Linked DNA regions of Mus musculus: all the other regions are linked to region 5. The links are chromatin loops, found by intact Hi-C in ENCODE. Cell type or tissue: heart. All regions are shown on one strand. Region 1 has its middle 54 kb from the start of Gm38388. Region 2 holds the start of Gm38137 (a long non-coding RNA gene). Region 3 has its middle 22 kb from the start of Nbeal1. Region 4 overlaps Nbeal1 (neurobeachin like 1). Region 5 has its middle 17 kb from the start of Icos. Region 6 has its middle 5.0 kb from the start of Abi2. Region 7 has its middle 9.4 kb from the start of Ctla4.

Region 1 (4,000 bases), 310 kb before region 5:
GTTGTTATTGTTTTTGGGTTTTTTTGTTTTGTTTTGTTTTTTTCATCAGGTGAGAACACAGTAAGAAGGACAAGGTCTTGGAGGCAGACACCAGATGCCACCAGCTGTCATTTCCTAGAGCCTTCATCTTGGTCTCTCCTGTCTCCGGAGCTGTGAGCATAAATGTCTATTATTTATACACAACTCAGTATAAGAATTTGTATTTTTTTGTCCTAAGACATTTACAACAATAGAAAGAAAAAAACCCAGAGAAATGGATAAGTGTGTGTGTGCGCGCGCGCGTGTGTGTGTCTGTGTGTGCATGCATGCACATGCCTGTGTGTGACCCCATTAAGAGAATATTTTGGTGAGAAATTCTAAGAAAGCATATGGTGGATGAGATGGGAATGATGGCTTAGGAAAAATATAGATTTGACCAGGGTCAGCTGGACTAGTTGCAGGACAAACTCGAGTGAATTCACAAGGGAGTGTCTTGGATAGTAAGCAGGAGTCTGGGCTAGCACTGAAGTGCTTGTCTTGAGCAAGAACAATAGAAGACTTGGCTAGTACTTAGTGTAATAAGGAGGACAGAGGTCCCAAAATACTTAGTGCTTTGCACCTAGCTTTACCAGGAAGCTGAGATGAGTTGTCCCAGCAAAAAAGAGCTTCAGGATAGAGAAGAAAATCTTTGGGGGATGGGGTTGGAGGGGAGAGCAGCTCACATTGTCCTTTATTCTATATTATAAAGTCCAAATCTTTGTCTTTTGTTGTGTTTGTTTTGAAGTCAACTTCTTGATAACAAAACTGTCCTTGCATCGAAAGACATCTAATTTCATCTGTGATGAAATTAGTAAAAAATCACCACTCAAAAACTCACTATGTTTATCTGAAGGATATTCATAAGTTATGATCTGACTTAATGGCCAGCTCTAAGCCTGGTTAAGTAAACTATGGGCATGCATGCAATCAAATGTTTCAGAGCCATTAAAATCATGTTTATCATGAGTTTCTCAAGGCCTAGGAAAATGTTTATGCTGTAATGCTGTGTGTAAAAGGCTGGATGGCGCATTGCTCATGACTATACAGAAACAACCTGGAAAACAATCTATTGCAATATTAATATGATGATTGCCTCTGTAAAAATTGTCTTTTATTTACTCAGCTTTCCAGATTGCAGGTATGTTTTCATATTGGCCATCTTTCTGTTTTCTCGGTATTCTTTTGTCATTGGAAGGACCCAATAGTCTATCTTGGAAGAACTTGTACCTTACTCCCCTCCCCCTCCAGAACAGGGGATTGAACTCACGAGTATGTGAAGCAAACCACCTACCACTAAGCTACACTCACACAGCTGCAAATTATTTTGATTTTGAGACAGGCTCTAGGTAAGCTGTCCAGACAGGCCTTGAATTTGTGATTCTTCTCTCTGCCTTAGCTGGGATTGCAGGTGCACAACATCACACCCAGATGGACCTGACTGTCTTTAGTCTGGATTCAAAGTGGGTTTTTTTTTGTCTCAAAAAAACAATAATATCTTCAAAGACAAATGGTATTGTGTCACATGTGTCTTTTCTAGATGAAAAGACAAAACAAAAACTGAAACAACCCTTGCCCCAAAAACTAGACTTCCTGTTCCTTCTCCTGACTGAGTCCTAAGAGAATAGACCTGTTTCATAAAGCCAAGCTGGCAAGAGACTTCAGGGTGCAGAGAATCAGTCAGAAGAATCACACATTTTCATTCTCCATGGAAGCCAAGTGGCTGCAGGAAGAGGCTGAAGTTAGAACTGGGCGTGGGAGAGGACTGTTTACTCTCTCCTGCCTCAGATTTCCGGTACTGCTTGTATCCTTCAAGATTCTTCTGTGCCTTTATCTCTGTCAGTGTGCCTTCCCTGAACCCTGGGTAATTGTTCCCTCCCTGCTTCCTCAACACCCCATACAGCGCTCCCTCGCTAGACTTATATGACCTCATCTCTCAGCCAGCCTGGAAGAGAGACCATTTTTTTTTTTTATTTATGGTACTTTTCATAACACCCAGAGAAAAAAAAATCCCCTGGCAGATAGTAGGTGCTGAATAAATGTTTGTTACATGAACCAAATAATTCCCCTAAAGCGTGAGAGAAATTGTATTAATTTCCCAGGCTGCCATAACAAAGTAGCACAAACTGATAGTTTAGCAAAAAATTTATTCTCTTATAATTCTTGAGTCTAGGAGTCCAAAAGTAAGATGTTGGTGAGGTTGGGTCCTTGTGGTGGGGCCTGATGAAAGGGCTCTCCTGTGCATATCTCAGCCTCTTGGCTGCTGGCAATCCTGGGGATTCTTTGGCTTGAAGCTGAACATCTGTCCTGCATTTCTATCTTCATATGGCATTTTCCCAGGGATGTGCCTTTTGCACCCCCTTCCTGGGTGCAAACTTGTAAGGACATCAGCCATATTGGATTTAGGGCTCACCTTAACCTAGCCTGACCTTATCTTAACCCAATGATATCAGCCAACATCCTGTTTACAAATTAGTTTCATTAACAGAATCAAGATTAGGCTTTTCGTGTATCTTTAAGGAGAACATAATCCAACACAGAATAGAAACTCTTGCTGCAGTTGAAAGCCTATATGTAGTATTGTACAGATACCACGGGAAGTGGTGATACCCAGCTGATGTGCTAGCATAACGCCGTCGCAGGACAGAGAGGCCACTGGCTTGAGCAGAGGATTGTGTGTGTGACCAGAGTGCTCATGGTGGTCTGTTTTGCACCTGGTCCCAGTTGCACACCATCACGAATTCTGGTGTTCAGTGGAGCCAATAAGAGAAAAGCCAAAGTTTTGAACTATAGAAGAAAGATAAGGCACAACAGTGACAACAATTTAGTATCTGTGAGAAATACAAATATGTAATTGTCCTAATTATGCATTTTGATTTCTGACAAAACCCAATAAAAACACTGATTCTACCAGATTAATTTCATATATAACATATGAGTCAGTAGATAGAAGAGTAAGAAGGGATATTGCTGTTTTTCTTTGAAACTAGAATTTTAAAATGCTTAATTTATACATAAAATCTGTTTCTGCACATGCATGTGCGTGTGTGTGTGTGTTTGTGTTGGTGTGTGTGTCTTTGTAAGTAGAATGTGAACCACAGAGTATCCAAAGTGTGATAGTCAGAGGACAACTTCTGTGAATAGGTTCTTTCCTTCTACCATGTGGGTCCAAGGAATAGAGCTCAGGTCATCAATCTTGTGGCAGGTGCCTTTGTCTGCTGAGTCATCTCTCAAATCAGAAATGCTTCATTTCCTATATATTGATGATATGTAGCAATTTACTTCTAGAAAAAAAATCTCATCATGGAAGAAATGTACTTAAGACATAGGATGCCTGTCCTAAGGGAGGTGAAACATTCATCAGTAGGGATCTCTGACGTTTGGGACAAGAACAACTCAAAAGCCCCAGAAAGTTCCTGAAACTGATCAGATTAACTAGGTCCCTCCTTCTCTAAGCATATATGAGCAGTAAGACTGCTAAGAGATATTTTCAGGTATATGACTATAATAGCCAAGAGAGATCAGCCAAGAAGCAGAGACCAGCCAAACTACCTGAAAAAGTCAGACGCTGACTGAGCTGCCTGGAAGTTGTGCAGAAACGTACAGTTCCCAGCTTTTGTGAGTTGTCACTTGTGCTGGCATGGGCTTTTGATGGTGCAGCTATCTTTGAGTCATTTCTGCTCCTGTAAATAATTCCTTACCCAAACTTCTGAAAGTAAGCCTAACAAAACCTATTGGTTCAAGTTGAATTGATGATATCTGTACTTTGGTCCATTGTCCATTCCATATTTGCGATGAGTTTGTTTACATCTCTCCAGAATTAGGGTCACACAACACTTGAGAAGGGTAATTAGTAATAACAAACTTGGAAATCTCTTCTGTAAATGAATGCCCCAAGTTAGACTAGTTGCCATAAGCTATTACTTCAAGAGAGTCACTTTTCCTGACGTCTCAAATGAACAACTCATTGCTGAGCTGGAGAAGG
Region 2 (4,000 bases), 99 kb before region 5:
GTTGTAGCAAAGATGGATGGTCCTGAAAATCCCACCCTGACACAGCAAATTTAGATGTGGCTGATTCAATGTGGGTGGGAACTAGACATTTGTGGAGCAGTCAATGACTGCCATCTATTGGTCAGTGTGCTTCATTGCAAATGTAAGAATAGATTGTGAGAACCTATTGTCAATTTTTATCAATTAGCGCTCTCTCTCTCTCTCTCTCTCTCTCTCTCTCTCTCTCTCTCTCTTTATCTCTCCCAGTTGGGCCAACTAAAGCTGTTTCTTACTGCTTTGTAGATGCAACCATTTTTGTGAGTATCAATAGTCATATCTTTGGAATGAAATGGGAGGGGGTGTGCATTGCACAGTGATGTCATTGCACGAGGAGACGCAGATCTTGGATCCCAGTTGTTAATGTGTTTGTAATAGCCAAGAAATTCTTCCCCTGACATTACATGACCCAGGCATCATTGAAAAGCCCAGGGAAGCTTGCAGTTTCCCACGGCTCACTGGAAAGTGGGGTAGAGGCTGGAGGGACCGCTGCTTTCTATTGTTCCGATGATATTTTTAGCATCTGCAGAGGAAGGAAAGGCACCAAACAGAGGGAAATTCAGGGAGCCTTTGAGGGGAGATGAAATGGGTTTTAAGTGAAATGAGAGTCGTAAGGGATGGAGAAGACCATCCACCCTGTATGCTCCATGTCTGCAGTTCAAGAGGGATTCATAGAAATATAAATGGGCAGAGAATAATTGAGAAAATGCTCTGTATTCTTAGCCACCAGGGAAATGCAAAATAAAGTGACACTGAGGTCCATCTCTCTCCTGTCACCAAGGAAACAACAAATGCCGACACGAAGAAAGGGTGGCAGAAGGGAGTCCTTCTTTATGCCTGATGAGACTGGAGAACGGTGCAGTGCCTGTGAAAATCAGTGTGGAGGTTCCCAGAAAGCCACACCTAAGGATACAATTACCATATGCTTTAGCTACACCACTCCAGGCTACACAATTGAGTCTAAGTCAGCATACCACCGGGATCCTTGCACGTCCATGTTTATCTATACCCTATTCTCAATGATCAAGAAGCCAGCTAAGATGTTCATTAATGATAAACATGGTGATATATATGATATGTGATATATGATATATATGATATGCATCATTTATATACAATGAAGTTTTATTCAATCATAGTGAAGAATGTTTGTTTCATTTTCAGGAAGATGTATCGATTGTACATCATGCAAGGGGAAGTGAGCCACTCAGAAGACAAATGCCTTATGGTTTCTCTCATATGGCTAATATATAATATACATTCATATATATGCATGTATATATGACACACAAAAGCAGGGAGAACTTATTTGTGAGTGCAGAAAGGAAAGTGTCAGGGCTGGAGGTAAGGGAAGGCGGTGGAAGGGGAGACTGAGCAAAATACAACGGCTTACCCATGAAAATATCGTAAGGCAGCCTATTATTTTGTACATAAAAATGAGTGAAAGAGAGGTTCATTCAGAAAGGCCACACAGGGCTGAAGGTATAGCTCATCTATTAAAGGTTAAGGCCTATAACCAAATCTTCAAAAAAGGCCACATGTTTGGGATCATATCTGTGTTCCCAATATCCAGTAAGAGGCACCTGGAAGGGCCACAGAGGTAAAGCATCAGTGCAGCGGACACCGTCTGTCTTTGGAGAGTGGGGGCTAAAGGTTACTGACAGCATCTAATTATCAACCTGAGCTAGGGACTGTTTGGGGATGTAGAATATAATGGGTAACCAGCACAGTAATAGGGGTGAGCTGCTGGGCCCTGCTATTATCCCTGAGCAGGTGAAAGCTAGCATTCTTCATGAGCTGTCTTTCCTCCTATTATCCCTGGGTAGGAGAAAGATAGCATTCTTCATGAGCTGTCTTTCCTCCAGCCCTGTAAGTGGTGACCAGAACAGTGCCTGCAGAGAGGCCTCTGTTGGAGCATAAGCCCATAAACCCAGGAAGTGGAGGAGGGGACGCTGTCCATTCACAGAGAAAATCTATTTCCCAGATTGGAGGGGAGGACTGGAAAAATTAATTAGGTCATAGTCTTTGAGAATTGTTTTTAAAACTGAGAATGAGGGACGGGAAAGATATTCCAAGAAATCGGTTGGGCTGCAGCTTAGGGCAAGTTGGAAAGATAAATTCAGGAAAGTTGGGTGTTAGGGCTGGAGCAGAATCTACAAATGGTACGTGAAGAAAGGCCTGGGACTCAGGGTCCGTGCTGTTCCAGGATTGCTCGGCACAGCGGCTGAGCTGTCGAGGGTCATGTGGCTTTGCAGTTAGCGTCAACATGGTCCTGGAAAAATGTTCACAGAGTCTTGCTGATGAATAGTGCCTCACACATCCCTTGTGAGTGCCCGGTCAGCGTTTTTAGAGGTTCGTGAGAGCAGTGCTTCTGGCCATCAGCAGGAAGCACCTGGCTTTGCAAAGCTGGGGCAGAAATAGGAGCTGGAGTTTATATGCCACATGCTGGCTTGGACATTTGTTTGCCGAGTGGTCACGTGCACTCTAGAGTGACCAAGGAAAGAGGAGGAGGATAGATCTTCACAGCTGTACCATGGTAATATGAGTTTCCCGGAGGCTGAGGTTCAGGAGTAAGAAGGCGAAAGGATATGTCCTTGTGCGGGAGGATACTCTCCTCAGTAAGAGCTGCTGAGGGGGCAGGGCTAGAGGGATGGCTTAGCCAGGAAGAGTGGTTCTTTTGCTCAGCACAGGCATCGGGCAATTCACAACCACCTTAGCATCAGCTGTGGGGAAACTGAAGCCTGTTTAAAGCCTCTGTGGGTATCTGCACTCACACACTTGGTCTCTCTCTCTCTCCCTCTCTCTCTCTCTCTCTCTGTCTCTCTCTCTCTCTCTTTCTCTCTCTCTCTCTCACACACACACACACACACACACACTTCCTTTTTTACTATTAAAAGCAAAAGAACTGTTCTGTCTTAGGTTGGGCCATTTGATTGAGTGATAGAGGATTTGCCTAGCTAATAAGGTTCTGGGTTTAGTTCCCATGGGGGAGAAGCTGCTGAAGGCATACCTCTAGCTCTGTAGCAGCTTGTGCTCTCATGTTAATTATGTTCCCCCTAAACCTGTTTTTAGTGTCCCACATGTAGGCTAAAGGAAGCTTGCCCACACCCCCAGATGGATCTGATTGGGAAATAAAGTTGCCAGTGACCAATGGCTGGGCAGGGAGACAGGAGTGGGCGAGAAAGAATCCACCATGAGAAGGACATAGGATGGACCACGCTGGGAAGGAGCAGAAGGGTGAGACAGCAGAAATGTAAGGGGAAAGCGGGCCCAAGAAAGGCTGCCCAGAAGGAAACAGGGCAGCAAAGATAAAATATAGATTTAGTAAGTATTAATTCAGGAATATCAGAGGGCAGTGTGTTAGCCACGTGGAGGTTCAGGAGTGCCCCAACCATTGAGCTGGCTAAGGCATATTAAAAATAAGCTGGTGTGTGTGTGTGTGTGTGTGTGTGTGTGTGTGTGTGTAGACCTGCTGGAAGCTTAGAGCCATTTAACAATTTACCGCTGCATAGACCTAGCTAAAAACCTTTGCATCTTGTCCTTTTTTTGACAAGAGAAAAATCTTGGGCTGACACTTAGTAACCAGTTTTGAGTGAACACATAGGATTTCTTATATCTCATGAGGAAAACCTTTTCCTGGCAGAAGAAGGTCATGCTATAAAACACTTAATCTTGCTTTATGACGTATCTTTTCTATGAGTCAACTCTGAGATGTTGACTAAAGCTGTAAAGAAGAGTTTGTCTGGTAGGAGACAGTCCATTCTCAGGCTCCCCACCGCACAGCCACATATGTGTACAGCCACGTCCCTTCTATCTGGAACCCTGTCTACTCAGAATGATCGAGGATAATGTTCTTTCCATCTCTATCATTCTGTAACTTTATGATTTAGTGACTGTGGGCAGCTATGTAAGGAAACAAATGGAGGCATCCCGTTTGTTATGAATATGAAGTGTGTGCTTATGC
Region 3 (4,000 bases), 800 kb before region 5:
GGCCAGGTCCTTACCTGGGATCCCCAGAAAGTAGCCACGAATTATGTAGTCCCATGCTTATAAAGGTAAAAGCCATAAGCCACCTCCTTCCCACGTTCATCCACTCAGGGGCAAGCATCCACCCTGACTGACTTCTTGCCTCTGTGCCTCCCGAATATTAAAGATCAAGCACATCCTGTGCCCTTGGGGCAACCAACCCTGGTTACAGACGTGAGAGCATCTGGCTTGCTATCTTACATGAACAACAGCCCCCAGCATTGTAGGACGTTAACTGCTCTTGAGAAGGTGAGGTTTACGGGTTTATCTGTGCTTGGGCAAGTGGGGCTTACAAGTTAGAGGCATCTTTGGTTTTTGGTTTTTGGTTTTTGGTTTTGGTTTTCGAGGCAGGGTTTCTCTGTGTAGCCTTGGCTGTCCTGGAACTCACTCTGTAGACCAGGCTGGCCTCAAACTCAGAAATCTGCCTGCCTCTGCCTCCCAAGTCCTGGGATTAAAAGCATTTGCCACCACTGCCCAGCATTTTATGGATCTCTTAAACACAGTAATTACAATTTAAAACATAACCTTAGCCCCAAATGAAACTACTGAACCAGACTGTTCCATAGCAGATAGAATAATTTGTTGGGACCAAACTGCCAAGGCCATTTCCGGTGGGTGGAGAGTTGGGGGCTGGGCAGAAAGAGCAGAATAGTGGCAAAGCAAGTAGATTTTATGACAGTTAGCAGGGTGGGGCTCTGACTGGATTTGGGCTGTCCAGATTGACTTGGGAACTAGTGCTCTTGCCTAAGGTAGTTGACCCTTATGAGCTGGTTAAGGAAGGTTCCTGGAGGATTAGGGAAACTTTCTATTGAACAGAAAGCACTTTAAGAGATCTGCTTTAAACCTTTGGCTTGTCACCAGCACTGCCCTCCTGGACCTGACACTTAGGTTTCCCATTCCACTCTGCAAACATATCATACCAGTTTACACGCTCATTACCTTGCATGTGACAAATCCGATCTTGTTTTCTAAACAGTACTAGCAGACTTTGTTTTATAAAAGTAGTAAGTACATAATGGTTTCCATGTATGAGTTTTCCAAGAAGACATTAAAAAAGAAAGAAAGAAAGAAAGAAAGAAAGAAAGAAAGAAAGAAAGAAAGAAAGAAAGAAAGGGAAAGGAAAGGAAAGGAAAGGAAAGGAAAGGAAAGGAAAGGAAAGGAAAGGAAAGGAAAGGAAAGGAAAGGAAAGAAAAGAAAAGAAAAGAAAAGAAAAGAAAAGAAAAGACAAGACAAGACAAGACAAGACAAGACAAGACAAGACTCTTGCCACTTGATTGGGGTGGTGGTGCTAACATACAAAACAATCCAAACAAGTCCAACTTATCAAGTCAGTTTGTTCCTTTCAGAGAGTGGCAGCTTCACTTGCTGAAGCTTCTGAGGTTGCCCTCCCTTTTCACTTACCAAGCTCTAAGGTTACTCAGCAGTGTATCAGTAAAGCTTCTCTAAAGGAACAAACAATTGAATGTGCATGTACACACACATCCACACACACACATTTATTAGAATGGTTCAAATAACCCCACGATGGCTATCTCAAGGCAAGATTCCAGTAGTAGTGATGGGTCAGCAGTCCCAATCTCATGCTAGAGACGCAGAGAAGTCCTAGAAAGCTGTTAGTCTTCAGTGTGCACTGGAATCCTGAAGAAGTGCATTCTAACATCTACTATCAGTAGAGGAATTCATAAGCTACAAAATAGATGAACTTTCCTTAAAGAGAAGGCAAGTAGGCAAAATGCAGAAGCTTTCTTTCATGTCATTTCACGTGGGCAGCCACTAGAAGGTGTGGTCCAGATTTAGGGCGAGTCTTCCCACCCCAAATGATCCAGAGTTAGGGCAGATCTTTCATCCTTAAATGATACAGTCAAAAAAATCCCTCTGAGGTCTGCTCAGCTGCTTGGGGTTTGTTTTGGTTTTGGTTTTGGTTTTTTTAATTGGTTCCAGATGTAATAAAGTTGACAACCAAGAGTAACCATCCCAGCACCCAGCAGAGGGCAGAAGCAAACCAGGCCTGAAATAGAATTGCATGTTGGGGATCACGCCATCTTCAACTTAGCAGGAAAAGAATTATTATAGTGCAACCCAATACCCTTTTCTCCCCATCCCCCCACCAGTATCTTTCTTTTCTCACCCATTCCCTCTACTTTCATGTCATGAATGATTTTATGTGCCTATATAGAATCAACAGTATCAAGAGAAAGTGGGCAATATATGTCTTCCTGGAATCTTGAGGGTTTCAGTGAAACACTGTCAGACCACAGGAAGGATGGACGGTTTCCTACTGCTGTGGTTTGAATTAGCTTCATTGTACAGAATCACAGGCTGCTGCTGGCTAACTTTATTTACCTAGAATTTGGAGGGCAACTTTTGGGGGATGTTTTTGTGTATTGTGTATCCAGATGCTGATTTCTGCACCCAAAGATCTGGTTGCAGTCATTATTATGAAGCATATCCTCACTCGGTGTTTTGTAAACCATGGTTCTCCATAACCTTCTGATTGGTTAAAGAAATAGCTGAACAGCCGATAGCTGGGCAGGAGAGGAAAAGACTTCTGGCCCAGGGAAAGTGAGAGAGGGTCTCGGGAAGGGGAACAGGGAAGTCGACATAGGGTAGGGACATAGATGAAGAAGGATGACCCAGGGCAAGACTAAGATGACAGGTAATGGGCCATGTGGCTGGGAAGGTAGGCCAGGTCAGCATAGTCTGGTTAGAATATATGAGTATCTACCTAAAGCTTTTAATAAATGTAAAGATCTCCTTGTCATTATTCAGTAGGCATAGAAAAGCCCATAGTTTTACACAACTATCCATGAACAGTTTTTATTATTATTTGCTAGAGACTGAACCCAGGGCCTTGTTTGTGCTCAACACACACTTTTACCACTGGGGTATATCCTTTGCCCCTCTTAATCTTTGTTTTTGTTTCTTTGGTTTTGGTTTTTCAACAGAGGGTTTCACTGTGTAGTCCTGGCTGTCCTGGAACTCACTCTGTAGACCAGCCTGTCCTCTCAAATTCAGACATCTGTTATCCTTTGCCTCCCTAAGTGCTGGGATTCAAGGCCTGCACCACTGCCACCAAGCCTTGTTTCATTATTTTGGGACAAGGTCATACTATCTATATAGACTTCACTGGCCTGGAGCTCAGTATGACCAGACTACCTTTGAACTCACAGAGATCTGCCTGACTCTCCTGCCTTAGTGCTGGAATTAAATGCAAAAAAACCCTCTTAATCTTAATGTAACTCAAATGACTAGTAACTTTTCCTTCTGTGGTTAGTTTGGAAAATAACTCCCATTTGCCTGTGCCAGAGAAGTAAAACATTGGCATATAATCCAGCAATTCCATTCTTTGTTGTAAGGCAAATGGACTCACATGGATGCCTGCATGGCATCTCTAATCACAGCATTATTCACAATAGCTAAGGAGGGGACATAGCCCAAGTATTCATCAACTGATGAATGGATAAACACGATATGGCATGTACTTAACATGGAATATTTTACACAGACAGAAGAAGGAATTATGGGGCTGGCAAGATGGCTCACCGGGTAAAGTCCTGAGTTCAAATCCCAGCAACCACATGTTGGCTCACAACCACCTGTAATGGGATCTGATGCCCTCTTCTGGTGCATCTGAAGATAGCTACAATGTACTTAATTATAACAATAAATAAATCTTTGGGCCAGAGTGAGCAGGGTTGACCAGAGGGAGTGGGGTTGACTGGAGTGAACGGAGGTCCTAAATTCAATTCCCAACAACCATATGAAGGCTCACAGCTACAGTGTACTCATACATAAAAAATAAATCTTTTTTTTTAAGGAGAGGGAATTACTAAGACATACAATAACATGAATGAACCTTGAAAATTACGCTGAATGAGCTAGGTACAAAATGGCAAATATTATTCCACAAAATGTGTAGCATAAGAAACTTCATAGAGTCAGGCAGTAGTGGCACATGCCTTTA
Region 4 (4,000 bases), 690 kb before region 5:
CTTCTGCCTTTCTCACATCACCTTATTAAGCTAGAGTTAATGACGTTATGCACTTCAACATTTTACAGCTTAATATTGTCACTTCTTTTGGTGTATATATTTTATAGCCCTTGTTTTAAAAATGTAGTAAAGTAACCCTTTTGTTTATCTTTTTGACCCTCTGATCAGTGGATAAATATTTAGTTGTTGGCCACCTTTGAGCTATTCTGACAGTGCTGCTGTGGATAGTTGTATCAAAATGTTTTGAGAGCATGCTTTTAAATCCTTTTGGGTATATAGTATAAATGCAAGTTCTGCATCATATTTCATGTTTAACTTATTAGGCATTGACAAGGAAATGTCAGCATGTTTTCCAGTTTCACACATTCTAACTGATAGTTGTCGTTTTCCAATTTTTCAAATAGCCCGTCCGTTGTGTATATAAAGCATGATCATATAATTTTGTTTTTCACCATTCTAATAACCAACAATGTTGAGTGCTGTTTTGTGTACTTGTTGGCCATTTGTATGCCTTTGAAGAGTGTTGGCTTGTTTCCTTTGCCTAGTTCCCACATTGAATGATGGACTTTTCACTGAAGTTGTGTGTGTCAGAATGTATGTATTCTCAGTGACTCTTCAGGTGATTTGCAAATATGTAGATGATTTTTCACTTTCCTGATTGTGACCTTTGTTCTTCAGAAGTTATAATTTTAATAAACCTAGTTTTTTTTCCTTGCATGCTTTTTATAATGTATTAGGAAAGCATACCCAAGTCCAAGGTCATAAAACTTTACCTTTTCTTCTAAGAGTTTTATCATCTTAACTTTGATATTTTGGATTTTGATCCATTTGTAGTTATTTTATTACGTATTTTCCTCAATTACATTTCCAATGCTAGCCCAAAAGTCCCCCATGCCCTCCCCCCACTCCCCTACCCATCCATTCCCACATTTGTAGTTATTTTTATTTGTAGTAAAACTTTTTAATATTATGGTTATAAAATTGCATTTAACATGAAAGAATAAAGTAATCAAGCCAGAAGTCTGAAAGCTAGTGTTCAAATCTTATTTCTCTACCATTAAGCCTCATGGCATCTTGGGTAATTTAAATTCTCTTAGGTTCATATATGTTGCAGTCAAACGTACTCATTTTAGTTTTCATGACAGTTGTCCAGATGATAAACATAAACATTTACATTTGTTTCGAAAGTAGCTGCTAGCATATAGAGTAGTAGGTTTCCGTTTGCACACATTTGCCATCCGCTGCTCTTACTCAGCCCCCATCCCGCTGCTCTCCTTCAGGTTTACCCAAGTCTGCTTTTTTGTAGTGCTGGAAATCACACCCAGGGCCTTGTGCAAACTAGCCAGTTGTTATATCTTGATCATTTTCTAAATTGTATTGAACAATTGTGAAGCACTTTATACTTGTTTATACGCTGTAAACAATTAATTTTTATAATTTCAAATAATTTTACTTGTTTCATTGTGAATTTTATAGGAAACAGAATCGAATTCACTGGAAACTAGCTAATGTTGAAAATTATTCCCGCATGAGACTTAAACTGGTACCAAATTATAATTTCAAAACCCACGAGGAAGCTAGTGCCTTAAGAGATAATTTAGGTGAGTTACAGTAGCTTCCTGTTTTTATGAACAGATGTTGACAGGCTGCTTACTGTTGTTTACTGTTTTAGATGTTTACTTAAGAACAAAGGGGTATAGTACTTTAAAGTGTATGTGTAAATTGGTACATGAATTCAGTGTTGTTAATTTTGGCCTAAATCTAAGATGAGTGTGTGTTTTCATTGAATGTAACTTTCCAAAGAAAGCTAGTATTTTTACTGTATTTCGTTTATGTTTTGTTGAGAAATAATATCCTTTCCTTTGACTATTAAATTAGCCTACTTCCCCATCCTTTAATTTATGACTCTTTTATAACCTGCCTCCCCCCTTTTTAATGTATATGAATATACTGTTATTGTCTTTAGACACACCAGAAGACAGTATTGGATCCCATTACAGAGGTTGTGAGCCACCATGTGGTTGCTGGGAGTAGAACACGGAACCTCTGAAAGTGCTCATCTCTCCAGCCCAACCTGCTTTTAAAGAGCCCTAATTTTTAATGTCTTAGATGTGCCTTGTAAAAGAATACTTTGCAAATATTTACCCAAGTAGTATTTCAAAATGGATTTTAAAGGGGTTTCTATAACTTTGTAAGAAGCTCTTCATTATTGGCTGTCATTTGTTCTCTTTTGAAGAAAAGTCTGAAATATGCAGAAGTATTTCCTGTGATGTGTCCATGGCACCTACATGTTTGCCAAGTCATAATTATTGTCACTGTAGCTGCTTCTGTACCACTTGTATCTCATGATAGGTCTATAGATTAAACAAGGGCCAAATTTTAGACTTTTTTTCCGTTTAACATATTGACCATTCCTACAAAGCTGAAGAAAGCCAGTATATCATTTAGGATTCTGTGTTCTAAAGTAAATCAGATAATTATGATTTTTTCTCTTAATGAAAAATAATATTTTGTCTTTGACACAAACACTAACTTAATGTATCTTACATAGCAGCTTACAGTCATATATATAAGCCTCTCTGCCTTGTCAGTTTTCTGGCACTTGCACACTTCCTTTTCAAAATGTAACTGTCCTCATTACCTAGCAGACATCCCCCTCCAGTGCATCACTTTAGTTTGGTAGTAGTTTCAATGATGCTATTTCCCTACTATTTTCCAAGAAATCCTTCTCTGGGAAATTCCCACTCCTGTTTCCTTACCCTCTCCTACTCTGCAGATGAGTTTATATCCTTTCTTCTTACCTCAGCCGTCTTAAATTCAAGAAAACCACTGTCCTTTTTTCACCTCAGCTTTACTCATTGCATATTTTAAGAAGTGTTCCAGTTCAGTGGTGACAGTAAAACTGGACAGATGGGAGAAATGGTGCTCGATGGTAGTGAAAACTAGGAGCAAGCAGTGGCTCATCCTACAGTGCTTTCTGCTGGGTGTACTTCACAATTCAGTGCAGAGTTATTTTGCTTACTTCTTAAGATAGTTTGATATTCTGCCAATTCATGATATTCTTTAGTAAGAAAATAGTTGCTTGTTTTGTTTCAAGTACACTTTGCAAATAACTCATTGCAAATATACAGAACAGGGTTATGTCATAGACTTTTCTGTAAAATGCTTGTATGTAATATTTTAATGAAAAGCCCATTAAGAACTCAAGACACCGAGTTTGTGATGGATAAGAAAATCTAGATTCCTATCTGTAATCACAGTACCTGTGAAGTAGGGGCAGAGGGGCAGAATGCCAGGGTTGTTGTTTGCTATGTAAAGTTTCTCAGGCTCAGGCTACCTTGAGAGACAAAATAAATGGATTCTTTTGATTGAGGAGCTTAGTGCACTGCTGCATGGCTTTAATCCCAGCTAACTAAGCAGTTAAGAAGGAGGTATCTGGAGTTCAGCCCAGCCCAGGCAACATAGTAAAACCCTGACTTGGAAAAAATTTTAAAATATATCTTTTATTATTTCTTTTATTTTTGAGATTATAATATCATTACATCATTTACCCCTTCCCTTTTCTCTCTCCAAATTCTCCCATGAACCTATCCTTGCTCTATTTCAAATTCAGTCTTTTTTTGTTACGTGCATATGTGTATATATTATATATCCCACCACACACCCCAAATCCATTTAGCATGTCTGTTGTTGTTATTGTCCTTGTTCAACTCATATTTACACAGTCTAACCATGTGGTTAGACTTTATGGGTGTATCTTCTGATGTTCCCAGGAGATATAGTCTCATGGTAAGCTTGCTCTTACAGTCTTTCAGCCCTCTTTTCCAAGACTGTCCCTGAACCTTAGGTTTGGGAATTGTTTTATAGATGGATCCAGTCGGACTCAGCTCCACAACTCTGCATTTTGGTTATTGATGTTTTTCTGTAATGGTCTCCATCTATTACAAAGAGAGGTTTTCTTGATGAGGAGTGAGGGCTACACTTACCTATGGGTATAAAG
Region 5 (4,000 bases):
AACAATGAACCCGGCAAGCAACAGGTTCTAATCAAGAGTTACCTAATCCTACAACCACTGCAGGGAAAGCAAACCCTTTCTTTCTCTTTTGGCAGTTGTGGCCTCCAGTCCAAGGATTCATAACAACTGAAGCCCGTGTCTAGCGAGGGCTGTAAGATGCCATAGATGGAGCTCTGGTGGGGAATCAGACCACATCAACTTCTGACTCTGCTATCTTGTAGGAATTTCCTTACCTCTGGTTCCGCTGCTGCAGCTTCAAAATAGCAACAGTATGTGGTAAGACACTGACTGCAGTGCAAATAGAATTAGGGGTGTGATACCTGAACTGAAGACTCAATAGGAGCAAGGGCAAAGTGAAGGGCAAAGGCTTTGACAGTCACTAGCTTGCCCTGTCATTTTCTGCCTGGTAAGCTTTGAGAACATTATTATAAGCATTCATTTAAATTTTGATTTTTTTTTTAAAAAAATAAGGTCTTACGTAGGCCAGGCTGACATAGAAATCCTGATCTCCCTGCCTCTGCTTCCTAAGTGCTGGAATTACATGCATGCCTTAGGATGCTTGGCTATCGTCTTAGGGTTTTACTGCTGCGAACAGACACCACGACCAAGGCAACTCTTATAAGGACAACATTTAACTGGGGCTGGCTTACAGGCTCAGAGGTTCAGTCCATTATCATCAAGGCAAGAACATGGCAGCATCCAGGGAGGCATGGTGCAGTAGGAGCTAAGAGTTCTACATCTTCATCCGAAGGCTGCTAGCAGAAGACTGGCTTCCAGACAGCTAGGACTAGGGTATTAAAGCCCATACCCACAGTGACACACCTACTCCAACAAGGCCACATCTCCAAATAGTGCCACTCCCTGGGTCAAGCATATATAAGCCCTCCCAGCTATGGAGTCCATTCTGTCTGGGATGGTAAAACACTCACTTTAAAGCATTACTCTGAGAGAAAACCGTGGTGACAGGTGAGTGCAGGTGGTGGCTAGGAAGTGGACACCGTAGGGAGGCTGCTTCCGTTCCCCATGTTGTAGTCCAGCCTGAAGGACACAAGTCCTGTTCCAGGACTCTAACCTCCCTTCAAATCTCTCTCAATTCCAAACCTGGTCCTGCCAATGAACTCTCAGAATCCAAATCTGCAGTAACAGGGTGTGCTGACATCTTAGCTGTCCAATCCCTGCATCTGGTCATGGCAGAGCCTAGAGGGAGCTGGGGTCATGTGCTAATCTCCTCCATTGATATCTTGTTCTGCTTCTTCCCTGTGTGTGCGAGATATATTTTATTTAAAGTTACAAGTAACTCCTGCTCGCCACATCGCCGATCTGTCGCAGATCTGACAGGGCGGCTGCACAGCCTGCTAGCAGTCGGAGAGCATGGGAACAGGATGGGAGGAGACCGTGTTATCACTCTCAGCCAGCTTCCTTAGCCTCCCCAGGATTTTGCAATCCTCCAAAGATATCTTGGCTTCCTTCTCAAATCTCTGAGTGGACGCTCCTACACTTCCTCCTGGAGCGAAGAGAGAAAAAAAACATGCAGCTTTGCAGGTCATCGACTCTTTCAAGGCTGACAGAGAAATTTTAAGAAAGTAGTAAGTTGTAGCTTTCTTTTGCGGGGAGGGGCTGGGTTTCGAGACAGGGTTTCTCTGTATAGCCCTGGCTGACCTGGAACTCACTCTGTAGACCAGGCTGGCCTCGAACTCAGAAATCCACCTGCCTCTGCCTCCCAAGTGCTGGGATTAAAGGCGTGTGCCACCACTGCCTAGCTAAGGTGTTGCTTTCTTTCATCAGACAATCTGTCTATCTTCTAGTGGAGACCTGGCTTCCGATGAGAATACAGAAATTCATTTCTGGGGGCTGTGACTAACTAAAAAAAAAAAAATCCATTCCTCATACTGCACCTCACATGCATTGCACGAATGCCTGAGGAGTCACTTCTGTTCCCCCAGGAAGGGAGCACAAGCATTTGTACAGCTGTGGGTTTGAGGATCACAAGTCTGATTCAGCAGTGCTCCCTTGTGGTCGTATTTGGTAACTATCGAAGGCTCATAGATGGGAAGGAATTGAAATTTCATAGCAGGAAACCCTTAGGAATATGCTTTTCTCTTTTAAATACACAATAAGATAACATCACCTCCACTTTAAACAAGTATGTTTTGTTGCATAGAACTAATTTAAAAATTTCAAACATGTCTACTTTTTAAAAGCAACCCAGCTGAACAAACAAGCGTTATTTTTCTGTATTTTTGGCTGTAGAAATCATTGGAATTTTCCAGTTGAGCTTCCATTTAGGTTATAAGACCCTAGGAAGTGGAGCCCAGTTAGGCACTTTCTTAAAGAAGATTTTGTCATGCAATTGATTAACTTACTGAATAACTATTTGATGAATGCAAAGCGATCCCATATTCCTTAATGGGTATTCCATTTTGATATCACTTTCTATACTATGAGTGCTTGTAAAAAGAACTAGTCACACTAACTACAAATAGGTCAGAGACCCCCATCTTCTCCATCAGACATTCTGGAAAACTGAGAGTTACCCTGTAGGAACGAACACCTGCTATACCTGCAACGTAAACATTTGGTGTTTCATGCTAGTGTGATACTACTTTTTTTTTTTTTTTTACCTTTGTTACCTAAAATGGACATACCAGGATTGTTAATATCAATGTTCATAAAAATAATGTGTTGAAACTATGCTGACAAGTAGGGTCCCCTCATTTAAACACAGTTCTTTTAAAATTAGGCAACAACATAGCATCATTGCTGAGACTCAGTCGCCAAGCAACAGTCTGCAAGAGGAATCCAGTTTAATATTTTCACATCAAGTTGTGTTTTATTAGGAAACCTCCCGGATACTAGGTGAAATAAGAATCACATTCAAGGGATGGAGAGACAGCTCAGCCATTAAGAGCATTCGCTGCTCTTGCAGAAGGCCTGGGTTCTGTTCCTAGTCCCTATATAGTAGCTCACAACCCAGTTCCAGAGGACCCCCCCTCCTGGCCTCTGTGGGTACTGCACTCGTGGTGCAAAATACATACAAGTAGGTAAACACTCATACACATAAGATAAAAGTTAAAATATTTTTAAAAGATCACATTCACAATTACAGCAAAACTTCTGGTTTTACATAATCAGGGCAAACCCAGTTGAACGAACTCTGGTTAAGAACATGCCATTTTTTCCCCAAGAGGCCTGTATAATGGAAAAGAGTGTGGGCAGGCTTTCTTGAACTCAAGCCCTTCCTACATGTTATTTTCTGAGCCTCAGTTTCTTTTCTGCAGACGGAACTGCTGTGAGGATTAGACAACGAATGTTTCGCGTTTAGCACAGTACATGGAAGAAGCGTACTGACAAACAGTGTTGTCTATAACTACGCCACACCCTTCAGGTGAGAGGACTTTAATCAGCATGCGCCAACCACTGCCGCTGCGGCAGGAGCTGTTGATTGTGAATTGATAGAAACTCTAAAACATTTAAGTCCAGGATTTAGATTTTTCTCCTTGTTTCATTCCGGTCTTGCCCTGTAAGCTGAGTGGGGACCTTGTACAATTTTAAACCTTTTTACAGTGAGTGCACTTTTCAGGAATAATTAGAGGCGTCTCTCTCATTGGGTTCTACGGAGGTTTAAGGGTCCTCTGCATGCAAAGTGTTTAGAGTGGCAGGGAGTGAGACCTAGGTAAATACATACTGCTGGTAGTTAAAGTTGGAATTCACCCAGAGTCTAGGAAATAATTCAGCTCACTTACATCTGTTAGCTACATCTGTTACTTGTGTTACGTCACTTTCCATATAAACGAGGAGAACACCCCCTCCCCACTCTCTCTCTTTCTTCTTTCCCCTTCCACTTGCCCTGCCACTCCTTTTCTTCTCTCCCTTACAATAAACCTCTCTCACGTGGAACCGCCTTGGCCTGGTGTTCTGTTCGGGTATATCCACTATATATTATTATTAATACATCAGGTATTAGGACTTCTTTGAAGGTCTGATAGAATTCTGCACTAAA
Region 6 (4,000 bases), 560 kb before region 5:
ACAAAAATCCTAGCAGAGACAACATGAAACAAACTATATCTCTTTTGTGTGAGCTGGAGGAAGAACTCAGGTCACCATCGCTACACCACCAGACCTTCAGCATCGTTCCCACACTGAGTCAGTCTCGAATGCCCCAAACTGGCCTTCAACATCTCATTCCCAGTGCATGATGTTAGAGAACCATATTATCAGCGGAACCTCAGCTCCAGCGCCTCTCACAGTTCTTACCAAAGGCACTCATGTACCCAGGGACCATAACCTCAGGTTTAGGCTGCAGCGATGACAGATTATTCAAGAGATGAAATGAGGATTAAAATCTGTCACAAAGCCTATAATATAACTCATTAGAAATAAATACTGGTTGCCTTTGTACCTAAGGCTTCCATATCTATAGTTTGTAGACAACCAATTGCAGATTGAAATTATTATTATTATTATTATTATTATTATTATTATATGAATATTATTTTTGAGACAGGGTTTCTCTGTGTAGCCCTGGCTGTCCTGGAACTTGCTCTGTAGACCAGGCTGGTCGCAAACTCACAGAGATCCTCCAGCCTCTGCCTCTTGAACTCTAGGGTTAAAAGTGTGTGCCACTACTGTGTGAGTGAAATTATTTAAAAAACCAAGTCTATACTAAGCACACTCTGACTTTTGTTGTTTGCTATTATTACCTAGCCAATGAGGGAAAACAGGCATCTGTATAACGGTTACATGGCATTATGCATTTTAATTAATCTAGAAGTGGTCTAACCTATAGAATATGTGTGCAGTTCATTTTATATAAGATATTTGAGCATACTTGCATTTTTGATATGAGAATGAGGAGCCTGTAGCCAATCTCCTGTGGATTCTGAGGGATGACTGCAAAAAGAGCCACAGTAGATTTAAAAATGATGTTCTTGGTGTCTTGTAATGACAGACATAAGAGAGGGGGAAAAAGTAGGAGATTTTAACTGTTGCTTGGAATCAAACTGATAGTACAATTGCAAAATACAAACTCTAGGTTTTGGAAAAATAGTTTTATAACATTTAAAACGAGCAAACTCACTGCCCCCAACCATCCAGCCAGATTTTAAATGCATGTATAAACACACACACACACACACACACACACACACACACACACACACACACACACAGAATATCAGAATATCTTGCGTATTATATAGATGCAACACCTGTCGATTAAAAATCTTTGGTTTATAGAAAAGGGTAGAATAGAAGGTGGAACATCTAGGGGGCAGAAATAATCCTGGGATAAAATCAGGCATGGGAGATTTGCACAAGAAGATGTGAGGAGCCTGGTGTGTGGTATTTGAGCACAGGTAACCAGCTGCATGGCAGAATGTAGGTTAAAATAAATGGGTTAAGTTATGATTCTAGTCAGAGAAGAGCCCAGCCATATGGCCAAGGTATTTGTAAATATATTTTAAGTCTGAGCCTTATTTTAGGGAGCATGGGGCTGGGAGGAAGAACCAGGTAAACACACACACACGCACACACACAAACACACACACACACAGAGTACAAATTACTGTTTAGAAGGAATATACAATATTAAAATCATGAGTAATACGTGAGATTGTGAGATTGGTATTATTCTTGGTATTAATCTGCATGATTTTCACCTAATTCAGGTGATACTGAGCCTCTCTCTTTACATCTCTCAAACTCTCCCCCTGCAGTCTCCCACCACAGGGCTCACAAAAAGGCTTGCTATGTAGCCCAAGCTGGTCTTGAATCGTCAATTCTCCTGTCTCCCAGCCTTTTTAGTATTGGGATTACAGATGTGTACCACTATGCCTGGTTTTATTAACCACCTCTATATTTATTATTTATACAAGTTCCTGTACACATTCTTTTCTCTTCAACACTGGATAGTTATCTTTCTCTCAGCCCCCTTTTAGGCAGCAGCTCATGTTATTCACTCTAATTTCAATCTCCTGTGATAAAGTAATTTTCCTGCCTCATCCTGCCTTGTTGCTGGGATCCCCAGTGTGGGCCCCATGCCTGGCTTTTGTCTTGTTGGTTTGTAAGACTTCCTTATTGTTCACATCTTACAAATATGAACTCTTTGCCACACCCAACTTTCCCCCCAGATTTTCATTTTAACTATTGTGCTATCTCTAAGTATATAGAAGCCTACATATTGTATTTTCCCTTAAAAATGGGGACATTGAGAGGCTGCAGACATGGCTCAGTGGTTAAGAGCACTGGCTGTTCTTCAGAGGACCTGGTTTTAATTCCCAGGACCCACATGACAGCTCATAACTGTCTGTAACTTCAGTTCCAGGGGATCTAACACCCTTGTACAAATATATATGCAGACCAAATACCAATGCACATCTAGTAAAAATAAATAAATCATTAGAAACTTCATTGAAATTCCAATGTTAGGGCTAGAGTGCTGACTCAGCAGTTAAGAACACTGTCTGCTCTTCTAGATGTCCTGAGTTAGATTCCCAGCAACCACAAGGTGGCTCACAACCATCTGTAATGGGATCTGATGCACTCTTCTGGCCTGCAGACATACATGCAGATAGAGCACACACACACACACACACACACACACACACACACAAATAAATCTTTAAAAAAAGAGAAAGAAATCCCAGTGCGATATACTCATGCTTCTTTTTATAATTATAAAACTTTAAAAATTTAAAGTTATGTGGTATTTGTTCTTGTATTATAATCTAACTTATTTTTTTTCAGGCTTTCATGTAATAATTCTAGCATTTTTATTTCCCCCTGACTTGTGGTGGTACTGGTTGCTAGTGATGTGGTTCAGATGGTAGAATGCTTGTCCAGTATGCATGTGGCCCTGGGCTCAGCCCCTACTACTGCACAAACTGGGTGTGATGGCCTATGCCTGTAATTCCAGCATCTTTATGTTTTCAAGGGTTGTTTCCTGGCCTTTTACTCTACTATTCTCAGAACCTTACGTCTTTCCCTCCTATTTCTGACCCCTCTTTTATTTTTATTAATAATCTCCATACATGTTGACAAGTCCCAAAAAATGTGTTAGGATTGTTGTCTCGTGGCACTTTGCTGTAGTGGAATATGGAGTTAAGTTTGGGATTCATATTTTAAGGATGTTTGACAAGAGGAAAAACTGAGAGATAGGGCTTGAATTTATTGCAATGTTCTGTGTTATTCATCCACAGCACATTGAATTGGAGCTTGCTTGCATTTACAGAGTTTAAGTCCATTGTCACTGTGGTGGGAAGCATGGTGGTATGCAGGCAGGAAGATAGACATGGTGCTGAAGAAGAAGCTGAGAGTTCCACAACCAAATCCCAAGACAGCAGAAAGAGATTCCGGGTCTCTCTTGGGCTTTTGAAACCTCAATGCCCACCTCAGTGACATCCTCCAACAAGGCCACACCTACTTCAACAAGGCTACACCTCCTAATCCCAGTCAAGTAGTGCCACACCCTACAAGCAAGTGTTCAAATATTTGAACCTATGAGGGTCACTCCTAGTCAAACCACCACACTCTGTAAACACGCAAAGGCTCTTTTGTTGAATGGGTCTAGCCTTCCCTCCTCTTATAAGAGGTTACATAATGTGTGATCAGTAGGCATTACTAGTGTCTACACTCGAAGGATGGCATTTATAGAGCTAAAATATTGGAAGTTTGACAACATGGCATAACGGAAAAGAAAAACATTTTTAAAAGGTCAAACCAATATGTAAGTCCTAAGTCCACAATCTCTAAATATATTTTTGTGTTCCCTTGGTTTTTCTGTCTATAAATGGAAACTATAAAGCCACCTTGGCAATATTAATGGGAATTGACTCTTGTGAAATACTAACTGAAATCTGACATAGAGTACTTGATTATTTTTAATATTACTATTACTTATCCTTTTTTGTAAGATATTTCTGTGAAGGTGGAAATGATATTATGAACAAGGTTTTCTGAAAAGGACTGTACCTTTCATTGAAACTCCTGCAAGATTGGATAAGAATGTCAGTGACGTGGAGGGACCTGA
Region 7 (4,000 bases), 62 kb before region 5:
TTACAGAGACAAAGTTCAGAGCTAAGATGAAAGGATGGACTATCCAGAGACTACCCAACCTGGGGATCCATCCCATAATCAGCCACCAAACCCAGACACTATTGCATATGCCAGAAAGATTTTGCTGAAGAGACCCTGGTATAGCTGTCTCGTATGAGGCTATGCCAGTGCCTGGCAAATACAGAAGTGGATGCTCACAGCCATCTATAGGATGGAACACAGGGCCCCCAATGGAGAAGCTAGAGAAAGTACCCAAGGAGCTGAAGGGGTCTGCAACCCTATAGGTGGAACAACAATATGAACTAACCAGTACCCCCAGAGATGGCCTAGTCAGCCATCACTGGGAAGAGAGGCCCCTTGGTCTTGCAAACTTTATATGCCCTAGTACAGGGGAATGCCAGGGTCAAGAAGTGGGAGTGGGTGGGTAGGGGAGCAGGGCAGGGGGGAGGGTATAGGGAACTTTCAGGATAGCATTTGAAATTTGAAATGTATATAAAGAAAATATCTAATAAAAAAGAGTCTAAAAAAGGTTCAGGGTCTTATCAATCACAATCAGTTCTATTTGCTAAATTTAGTGCTAGAGTGACATTATCTGTGTGTTCTTTGTGTAAAAAAAATCTCACAGAGTATATTTTGGGACGTGCTGTGCTATCCGATGGCTTTTGGAATTTCATAAAAGTTCCACCCACTCGCAGTCAGTGCTCTCACACTGTTGAGGAACTATGTCAGACAGGTCCAAATTGATACTTGAGGCTTGGCATATTGAAACTTCTATATGTAAATTACCCTTCATTTAAAGTTTCTGATTTTGGCTTTCTTCCCTGGCTCCATTTGTTTCTCAGTTTTCTTCTTTACTTCTCTTCACTCAGAGCAAAAGCCTTGAGGGTTTATTATTTTTGAGTCTTGTGTTTTTGCTTCAGGAGGGGAGTAGAATCAGATTAAATAAATGCCTTTCGCTCACATTTTAGGGCTAAGAGTCTTGGTGTCTGCAGAGAGTCAGAGACCTGAGGAAGTGGCTTGTGTACTCAGGGGAAAACAGGTTCTGAGAGATGAGAAGGGGTAAAAACTGCATGTACTGAACAATATTACCATAAACTTGGTTCTAGGGAGGTGTTCAACAAATCAGGATCATCAGTTCTACTAGAACATTTAGTTTTAAACTATCATAACTTCCTGTGCCTCTTTTTTCAATAGCATGAGTCAATCCCTAATACACTCATATGTTCTAAGTTCATATTTTTCTTTCTAATACAAAGGGTGACACACAAGGGGTGTGGCTGACTCAATGGTTTTGACCTGCTCGTATTTCAAGAGTACAGGAAACAAGTGTTTCTGATACATTCTACCTGTCAGCATTTCATAACCAATGGAAGAGAAATGACCAGAATTGCAGATTTCAAAGTTTACATGTGGCAAGAACTTATTAGTGATCAGACTGCCCTTAAGTAATGTTGGGGAGGAATTACATAAGCGGTGGATTTGAACTAGTGTCAGTGGTGTGATTCCATTAGGGGAATGAAGAAACTGGGCTTTGAATGTGTTAGGCAGAACTCGAAGAGCTTGGGTTTTAGTTATGCTTTGTGGGCTAAAACCTTCGGTGGGTCCTGCTGTGACTGTGGATTTGTGATGACCCAGCTTCCTGCTCATGGAAGAAACACCCAGCCAGAGCATTTCCTCTGAATGTAATCCAGCTTAGGAAAGCTGCTAATGCAATCAGCTGCTTCTAAATAACCCTCCACAGCCCACTTCAATAATGCGGTTCATTGAACTAAAGTTTCCTACTAGCGTGGACTTCCTCCATCTCATTTAGCTACTCCACAACTGAGTAACCTTTAGAAAACTGCCCTGGGAAGACAGAGCTGAATGGTCACATGTCAGAACTTGACTCTGGCTGAAGATGGTTTATTGTGATGTGTGGTCGAGACTGTGGAAGATGACAAATAGCCAGAATCTCTTCCCCTTGCCTCAGACTGTACATCTATCAGTGGCTGTGTGTGTGTGTGTGTGTGTGTGTGTGTGTGTGTGTCTGTGCTAGGCATATACTCCACCATCAAGCCACAGTCCAGCCATCATTTTACTTTTTATATTGAGACAGTCTCACTAAAGTTTCTAGGCTAACCTTAAAAGAGGTCCTCTTCATCTAGCCTCTTGAGAAGCTTAGATTATGGGCTTGTACCACACTCCTGGTTCTGAGTCTTTGAATCTTCAGTCAACAGAGAGCACAGTTTGCTAGCACTTGTTTGGATTCAAGGATTCACTTTCTGCACATGGTGTGTGCAAAGGCACCATCACCCAGCAGAGCTTTCCCACTGCCACAGCTACGGTTCCTTACTTGGCAAAGCCACGAGGGTGCTCCTCTCTCATCAAGGTGTGACCATGATGGTCTCTGATGGACCTGAGGTGTGAAGTCATTCAATTGCTGCAGTCACAGCAGGACCTGAAATGATACAACTTAATAGATGAAATAGTGATTGTGTAACCAGGAGGCTGAAATAAGGGCTTACAGCTGAGATTAGATTGTGTAAGAAATGACATCTTTCAAACAGGCCACCCTTGTTTGCCATGTGATTCTTTATGGACAGCAAAGCATTTGGGGAGTGGTGGTGTGGGTCAAAGGCTTGTTCAGCATTAAAAAAAGAAAAAATAGATTTGGATAAACAGTGAATAAATAAATTAATTAATGAGAAAATATTTTAAAAGCTTTGGTCATATTCCATTCCAAGTTTTGTTATTACTTGAATCAAGGCAAGAAAATGTTGTGACTGGTTTGGGAAGGTTCCTCTATTGTGAAATGGAAAGCCTACTTGCTGAGTTACCTCATCCTATTTTAAAGGTAATCACATATATTCAATGTGCCATACAGGTTGGGAGGGAGTGACCTGGGAAACTTCATGGGCCAAATATTAAACTATTTACTAAGTCTTTCTGCCCCTTTCTCCTAGATAATCAAGTTATATGATCTAATGGGTAGTCCTGAACAAGTCAACGACTGTTTCGGTAAAATAACATGGGTTCCTATTTTGAAAATATCTACTGTTTCTGTGATGGTTATTGTCAATCAGACAGGATCTAGAATCACCTAGGAGAAGGGCTTCAAGCACAACCGTGAGTGTCTTAGTTAGGGTTTTACTGCTGTGAACAGACACCATGACCAAGGCAACTCTTATAAAGGAAAACATTTAATTAGGGCTGGCTTATAGGTTCAGAGGTTTAGTCTATTATTATCAAGGCAGGAGCCCTTTTGTGACTGGCGGTGAACGAGCGTGCAGTGCCATGAAGGCCTCGGGCACGCTTCGGGAGTACAAGGTGGTGGGGCGCTGCTTGCCAACCCCAAAATGCCACACACCACCACTGTACCGTATGCGAATCTTTGCACCCAACCATGTGGTGGCCAAGTCCCGCTTCTGGTACTTTGTGTCGCAGCTGAAGAAGATGAAGAAGTCACCTGGGGAGATTGTGTACTGCGGACAGGTGTTTGAGAAATCACCCCTGCGTGTGAAGAACTTTGGCATCTGGCTGCGCTATGACTCCCGCAGTGGCACACACAACATGTACCGGGAGTACAGGGACCTGACCACTGCTGGTGCAGTCACACAGTGCTAACTAGACATGGGTGCCCGACACCGTGCCCGTGCCCACTCCATCCAGATCATGAAGGTGGAAGAGATTGCAGCTGGCAAGTGCCGCCGGACAGCTGTCAAGCAGTTCCACGACTCCAAGATCAAATTCCCACTGCCCCACCGTGTGTTGCGGCGCCAGCACAAGCCACGCTTCACCACCAAGAGGCCCAACACCTTCTGCTAGACACAAAGACCCACTGAATAAAAACTTGAGACTGTCAAAAAAAAAAAAAAAAAAAAAAAAAAAAAAGCAGGAGCATGGCAGCATCCAGGCAGACATGGTGCTAGAGAAGGAGCTAAGAGTTATACATCTTGTTCTGAAAGCGAACAGGAAAAGACTGGCTCCCATGTGGTTAGGAGGAGGGTCTCATTGTCCACCC

What was found. A loop is a pair of places that touch in the nucleus more often than their neighbours do. Peaks named below come from ENCODE experiments on the same cell type or tissue, not always from the same donor. Only the 100,000 strongest peaks of a DNase experiment are listed, where the experiment ranks them.
Region 1: a loop joins it to region 5, with 2.2 times the contacts of the local background. A loop is called at or near these places in 2 of 42 quality-filtered maps.
Region 2: it touches region 5 in a loop (4-fold over the local background); 18 of 42 quality-filtered maps call a loop at or near these places.
Region 3: it touches region 5 in a loop (4-fold over the local background); 6 of 42 quality-filtered maps call a loop at or near these places.
Region 4: it touches region 5 in a loop (2.5-fold over the local background); 4 of 42 quality-filtered maps call a loop at or near these places.
Region 6: a loop joins it to region 5, with 4 times the contacts of the local background. A loop is called at or near these places in 6 of 42 quality-filtered maps.
Region 7: a loop joins it to region 5, with 2.6 times the contacts of the local background. A loop is called at or near these places in 4 of 42 quality-filtered maps.

Annotation. Positions count from the first base shown.
Region 1 is chr1:60,651,042-60,655,041 of GRCm38, forward strand. No RefSeq gene overlaps it. Among named protein-coding and RNA genes, the nearest start is that of Gm38388, 54 kb to the left of the region's middle. In heart, no CTCF peak of the experiment used is centred here; a DNase peak (open chromatin) is centred at 1,800; H3K27ac peaks cover 650 bases.
Region 2 is chr1:60,860,720-60,864,719 of GRCm38, forward strand. Gm38137 (a long non-coding RNA gene) reads left to right here and starts at 3,106. Exons shown (of 3, transcript XR_865466.1): 1 at 3,106-3,273. In heart, a CTCF peak has its summit at 113 (motif pointing left); DNase peaks (open chromatin) are centred at 462, 1,982, 2,442 and 3,202; H3K4me3 peaks cover 481 bases; H3K27ac peaks cover 534 bases.
Region 3 is chr1:60,156,636-60,160,635 of GRCm38, forward strand. No RefSeq gene overlaps it. Among named protein-coding and RNA genes, the nearest start is that of Nbeal1, 22 kb to the right of the region's middle. In heart, CTCF peaks have their summits at 2,023 (motif pointing right), 3,638 (motif pointing left) and 3,847; a DNase peak (open chromatin) is centred at 1,996.
Region 4 is chr1:60,270,657-60,274,656 of GRCm38, forward strand. It overlaps Nbeal1 (neurobeachin like 1), which reads left to right. Exons shown (of 55, transcript NM_173444.2): 34 at 1,477-1,601. Among named protein-coding and RNA genes, the nearest start is that of Cyp20a1, 71 kb to the right of the region's middle. In heart, a CTCF peak has its summit at 2,031; no DNase peak of the experiment used is centred here.
Region 5 is chr1:60,959,298-60,963,297 of GRCm38, forward strand. It overlaps a transcript of Icos not described here. Among named protein-coding and RNA genes, the nearest start is that of Icos, 17 kb to the right of the region's middle. In heart, CTCF peaks have their summits at 2,023 (motif pointing left) and 3,005; DNase peaks (open chromatin) are centred at 1,374 and 1,964; H3K27ac peaks cover 593 bases.
Region 6 is chr1:60,402,604-60,406,603 of GRCm38, forward strand. It overlaps a transcript of Abi2 not described here. Among named protein-coding and RNA genes, the nearest start is that of Abi2, 5.0 kb to the right of the region's middle. In heart, a CTCF peak has its summit at 2,464 (motif pointing right); no DNase peak of the experiment used is centred here.
Region 7 is chr1:60,897,625-60,901,624 of GRCm38, forward strand. It overlaps the pseudogene Rpl18-ps1. Among named protein-coding and RNA genes, the nearest start is that of Ctla4, 9.4 kb to the right of the region's middle. In heart, no CTCF peak of the experiment used is centred here; a DNase peak (open chromatin) is centred at 1,697.